Linked DNA regions of Homo sapiens: region 2 is linked to region 1. A link is an interaction called in ENCODE POLR2A ChIA-PET data of the cell type or tissue named here. Cell type or tissue: Caco-2. All regions are shown on one strand. Links, peaks and the distances in the headings refer to the core of each region. The heading gives the core; the rest is flanking DNA. Region 1 overlaps USP46 (ubiquitin specific peptidase 46). Region 2 has its middle 17 kb from the start of ERVMER34-1.

Region 1 (2,912 bases), core at 126-2,625:
AGCATCTCCCATATCAAAAATACACACACCCACACTGCCCCAAACATCACCTCCAGTTACCCTCCTCCTCACTTCCCCCTCAGAGCTAAACTTTCTTAAACAACTGTTTATTCTGAAACATTTATGGATGAATCAGATGATTTCTGAGATGGGTTTCAAACAAGCTGGTGGTGAGGTGGGGAGAAGTGGGGGTGGAGGATAAAGCTGTGTTGTTGAAGTTGAGTGATGGGTGTGTAGGGGTTCACTGTGCTTTCTGTTTATTTTTCACATCGATGTATATAGGCAGAATAGTAGTCCCCCTAACCTCCATAACTAGAAAATACATGACCTGACATGGCAAAAGGAAATTCAGGCTGTAGATGGAATTAATTTGCTAACCCAGTGACCTTACAATAGGGAGATTGTCCTGGATTCTCCAGGTAGGCCCAATGGGGTCAATCACAAGGGTCCTTCCAAGTGAGAGACAGAAGCAGAAGAGATCAGAGTGAGGCAATGTGTGAGGTCTCAGCTCACCCTCACTGGCTTTGAAGATGGAGGAAGAGGCCAGAGGCAAGCAAGGTAGGCAGCCTTTGGAAACCAGGAAAGGCAAGGAAATGGGTCTCCTTACAGCCTCCCAGAAGAACACAGCCTGGTACCACCTTGATTTTAGCCCGGTGAGACCCATTTCAGACTTCTGACCTCCAGAACTGTAAGATCATAAATGTATATTATTTAAGACACTAAGTTGGCCAGGCGCGGTGGCTCACGTCTGTAATCCTAGCACTTTGGGAGGCCAAGGCAGGCAGATCACAAGGTCAGGAGTTCAAGACCAGCCTGGCCAATATGGTGAAACCCCATCTCTAGTAAAAATACAAAAATTAGCCGGGCATGATAGCAGGCACCTGTAGTCCCAGCTACTTGGGAGGCTGAGGCGGGAGAATTGCTTGAACCCAGGAGGCAGAGGTTGCAGTGAGCCAAGATGGTGCCACTGCACTCCAGCCTGGGTGACAGAGTAAGACTCTGTCTCAAAAAAAAAAAAAAAAAAAAAAAAGACACTAAGTTAATGGTAATTTGTTACAGCAATAATAGTAAATTAATACAAAATGTCTCAGGTGTTCCATAATAAAATCTTTTTTTTTTTCTTTTTATGAGACAGGGTCTCACTCTATTGCCCAGACTGCAGTGCATGGGTGTGATCTTGGCTCACTGCAGCCTTGACCTCCCAGGCTCAAGCGATCCTCCCACCTCAGCCTTCCAAGTAGCTGGGACTTACAGGTGCATAACCCACACCCAGATAATTTTTGTATTTTTTTGTAGGGACAGGGTTTTCCATGTTGCTCAGGCTAGTCTCAAACTCCTGGACTCAAGCAACCTGCCCACCTTGGCCTCCCAAAGTGCTGGGATAACAGGTATGAGCCACTGCACCCAGCCTCCTAATAAAATCTTAAGACTTGTCTCTACTTCCTTATCTCCAAATCACTCCTCGAAAAGCCCCTTCTGGGCTCTACCCTCACTTCATCACTGTTGAGCTTCAAATCTGGCAAACTCCATGGCACTTTTAGGTGGCTGGCTTTTTCCAAGGGCTGTCTGGGGCCCTCCACCCTCTCCCAGGCCCAGGCAGGAACCACTCACATGGCTTCAATCAGCTGCTACATGCCAACCATTTCCAACTCTTTCTCGGCAGCCTGGACACCTCATTTCTGAGCTCCAGGCTGAATGAATACTGGCAAATCCACTTACTTGTCTTACAGGATCTCAAAATCAATTTAACTAAAACTAGATTTTTCATTTATCTGGTGTTTCCCTGCTCAGAAAAGAACAATACCCTCCTCTTCTTGGCTCATGTCAAAAACCTATGGGTCATGCCGACATCGTCCTCTGCACTCTCTGCCCATCCATCACTGTCCTATTGCCTCACCCTCACTAAATCTCTCAATCTCATGTGCTTCTCTTTTACTCTACTGCCACCAGCTAGGCCAGACTACCAGATCTCTCATCTGAATTACAACCACATCCTGAATGGCTTCTACTGCCCACCTTACCTACCTCTAACCCCACTGTCAACGCTGCAAAAAGTGCTCTTTTAAAATATGAATCTGCTTAAAATCCTCCAGTGACCTTCACTGCTGTTTCCAACCTCATCTCCTGCCCCTCATCCCCTGTTCCAATGGCCCTCCTGCTGTTCTCCGGTACCTCAAATGCCCCCTGCTTACCATCTGAGTGCTCCTCCTTCCCTGCTTCTTCAGACGCCTGTGTCCCAGCATCCTGCAAGGCCAGCTTAAAGGTCAGCTCCCAGGAGAATTCTACACTGGCACCCCTAGGTTAAGTCAGCCTCTGTGACAGAGAGAATACTGCCCCTCCCAAAGGTGTCCAGGCCCTAATCCCTAGAACCCATGATGACGTTACCTTATGTGGCAAAAGGGACTTTGCAGATATGATTAAATAATTAAGAACCTTGAGATGGGGAGATTATCTTGGATTATCCCAGGAGACACAGTATAATTACAAGTGACTTCAAGAGAGGGAGGCAAGAAGGTCAGAATCAGTGACGGGACGTGACAACAGATGTAGAGGTCAGACGGAGAGACTGAAGATGCCATGCTGCTGGCCTTGAAGAGGGAAGAAGGAGCCATGAGCCAAGGGATGCAGGCAGCCTCTACAAACTAGAAAAGGCAAGGAAATAGATTCTCCCCTAGAGCCTCTGGAAGGTGTACAGCCCTGCTGCACCTGGATTTTAAGGCTTGTGACCTCCAGAACTGTAAGATAATATATTTTTGTCTTTTTAAGCTACTAAGTTTGTGGTAATTTTTACAGCAGCAATAGGAAAGTAATATACCCCGCCCCATGCTCTACTCCCCACTCATAGCATCCTGTATGTCTCCCTTATATATTCCAGTTATTATTTATATAATTATTAACATCTGTCCAATGCC
Region 2 (2,912 bases), core at 308-2,807, 98 kb after region 1:
ATGTACATATATATCCTATGTATACACAATATGTATGTATATACACATACACAGTTTTCTATATACTATATATATGTGTGTATATATTTATACACATATATACATATATACACATATGTATACATATATACATATACACATATGTATACATATACAATATGTATACATATATACACATATGTATACATATACACACATATGTATACATATACACACATATATACACACATGTATACATATGTACACACATGTACACACATGTATACATATGTACACACATGTATACATATATGTATACACACGCATATATACATATATACACACACACACACATATGACTGTGCCCAACTAATTTTTAAATTTTTAAAAATTTTTACTTTTTGTAGAGACAGAGTCTTGCTACCTTGCCCAGGCTGGTCTTGAACTCTTGGCCTTAAGTGATCCTCCCACTTTGGCCTCCCAAAGTGCGAGGATTACAGGCATGAGCCACCATGGTTGGCCAATATAGTTGAATAATTGGATAGAAACTTGAAAAATACTCTGAAGGCCTTAAACATTACAAAAATAGGGAACCATTAGAAAACAACTTTTAAAACAAACTATGAAAGAAAAATTAATTTCTTTCTGCTTTGAAGACCTCGGTAGAAACAGACTGGAATATATATTACAATTTTAAGTATCTGTAAAATACTTACACAATGGAACACACAAAAGCACAATAACAGAATAGGAAGATTTAAAAATCAAGTATGACCAAAAAATTTATCCATCTCCACTTCCATCCTGGACATGGTGTGTCTTGCTTTAACTTCTGAAATAGCTCCTACTCGAATAGGTTTCTCTGCTTTTACCCTTGCCTTCCTAAAAATCCACACTCCACATGGAAAGCCAAGTAATCCTTTTTAAAGAACTTAATAAGGCAGGGTCAACTCTCACACTTAATACTCTCCATTGCCTTCCCAGTGCACTAAAATAAAATCCAAATCCCTACTCATGGTTCATAAGGTTTCACATGATCCCTCACCTTATGCCAGCCTACTTCAGCCATTGATATGTCCCACCTGAGTCTTTGTACCAGCTGTTTCTTTTCTTTTCTTTTCCTTTCTCTCTCTCTCTCTCAACCAGTTGTTTCTTTTCTTTTTTCTTTTCTTTTCTTTTCTTTTCTTTTCTTTTCTTTTCTTTTCTTTTCTTTTCTTTTCTTTTCCTCTCTCTCTCTCTCTCTCCCTCCCTCCCTCCCTCTCTTTCTTTCTTTCGAGATGGTCTCACACTCTTGTTGCCCAGGCTGGAGTGCAATGGCACAATCTTGGCTCACCGCAACCCCCGCCTCCCAGGTTCAAGCGATTCTCCTGCCTTAGCCTCCTGAGTAGCTGGGATTACAGGCATGCACCACCATGCCTGGCTAATTTTTAGTAGATATGGGTTTCTCCATGTTGGTCAGGCTGGTCTCGAACTCCTGACTTCAGGTGATCTGCCCGCCTCGGCCTCCCAAAGTGCTAGGATTACAGGCGTGAGCTACCGCACCCAGCCACTTTTTTTTTTTCCCCAAGATGGAGTTTTTTTCTTTCCCCCTGGCTGGAGTGAAATGGCCATCTCAGCTCATTGCAACCTCCGCCCCAGGGGTTGAAGCGATTCTCCTGACTCAGCCTCCCGAGTAGCTGGGATTATAGGTGCCCACCACCATGCCTGGCTAATTTTTTTGTATTTTTAGTAGAGACAGGGTTTCGCCATGTTGGCCAGGCTGGTCTTGAACTCCTGATCTCAGGTCAACCACCCGCCTTGGTCTCCCAAAGTGCTGGGATTACAGGCGTGAGCCACCATGCCCAACCTCTACCAGCAGTTTCTTTTGTCTGGAATGCTCTTCACAATCCCCCATCTTTACAAGACAGGATTCTTCACATGCTTTAGATTCCAGCCTACATAGTTCTTTCTCTGAGAAGCTTTATCTGAGCCCTCAGTTTAAAGTAATAAAAACAAAACAAAGACTAGAGGCTGGGTATGGTGGCTCACACCTGTAATCCTAGCACTTTGGGAGGCCGAGGCAGGTGGATCATTCAAGCCCACAAGTTGAAGACTAGACTGGGCAACATGGTGAAACCCTGTCTCTACCCACAAAACTACAAAAATTAGCTGGGCATGGTGGTGCACATCTGTAGTCCCAGCTACTTGGGAGGCTGAGGTGGGAGGATTGCTTGATCCCAGGAGGCAGACATCAGAGTGAGCCATGGTTGCCACTACACTCCAGACTAGGTGACAGAGTGAGACCCTGCCTAAAAACAACAACAAACCTAAAACAAAACCAAAATATATTTCTATATGCCAGGCACTTTCTAACCCTTTACATACAAAACTCAAAATATTCTCACAAGAACCCAATGAGAGAGATTCTATTATCATTCCCATCATATAGCAAGAAAACTGAATCCCAGCAAATTTGGGTAAAAATCTCAGTATACAGCAAGAAAGTAGCTTATAAGCACCTTTATTTAATTGCTGTGCTCTGCTGCCTGTACAGGGAGCCTTCCAGCTACTCTCAACCATATCACTGTTTTTATTTTCACTATGGCACTTTTCAAAGTGTGATTTTTAAATTTGTGAATTGTTTCTATTGACAGAATGTCTGTCTTGTTCACTGCTATATGTCCAACACCTAGAACAATGACTAGCACATTGGAAATACTTAATACTCAATTTATACATATATATATATACACATATATATACACATATATACACATGTATATACATACACACATATATACACATATACACATATATACACATATATACACATGTATATACATACACACATATATACACATATACACGTATATACACATATATACACGTATATATACACATATATACACACATATATACACATATATACACATATGTATACACATACATATACA

The links. Peaks named below come from ENCODE experiments on the same cell type or tissue, not always from the same donor. Only the 100,000 strongest peaks of a DNase experiment are listed, where the experiment ranks them.
Region 2: POLR2A ChIA-PET joins it to region 1 with 5 read pairs; 4 of 35 experiments call an interaction of 5 or more read pairs at or near these places.

What each region holds. Positions count from the first base shown.
Region 1 is chr4:52,635,700-52,638,611 of GRCh38, forward strand. The region is part of intron 1 of USP46 (ubiquitin specific peptidase 46); the gene reads right to left. Among named protein-coding and RNA genes, the nearest start is that of USP46, 22 kb to the right of the region's middle. In Caco-2, for the core only: no CTCF peak of the experiment used is centred there; no DNase peak of the experiment used is centred there.
Region 2 is chr4:52,733,355-52,736,266 of GRCh38, forward strand. No RefSeq gene overlaps it. Among named protein-coding and RNA genes, the nearest start is that of ERVMER34-1, 17 kb to the right of the region's middle. In Caco-2, for the core only: no CTCF peak of the experiment used is centred there; a DNase peak (open chromatin) is centred at 1,827.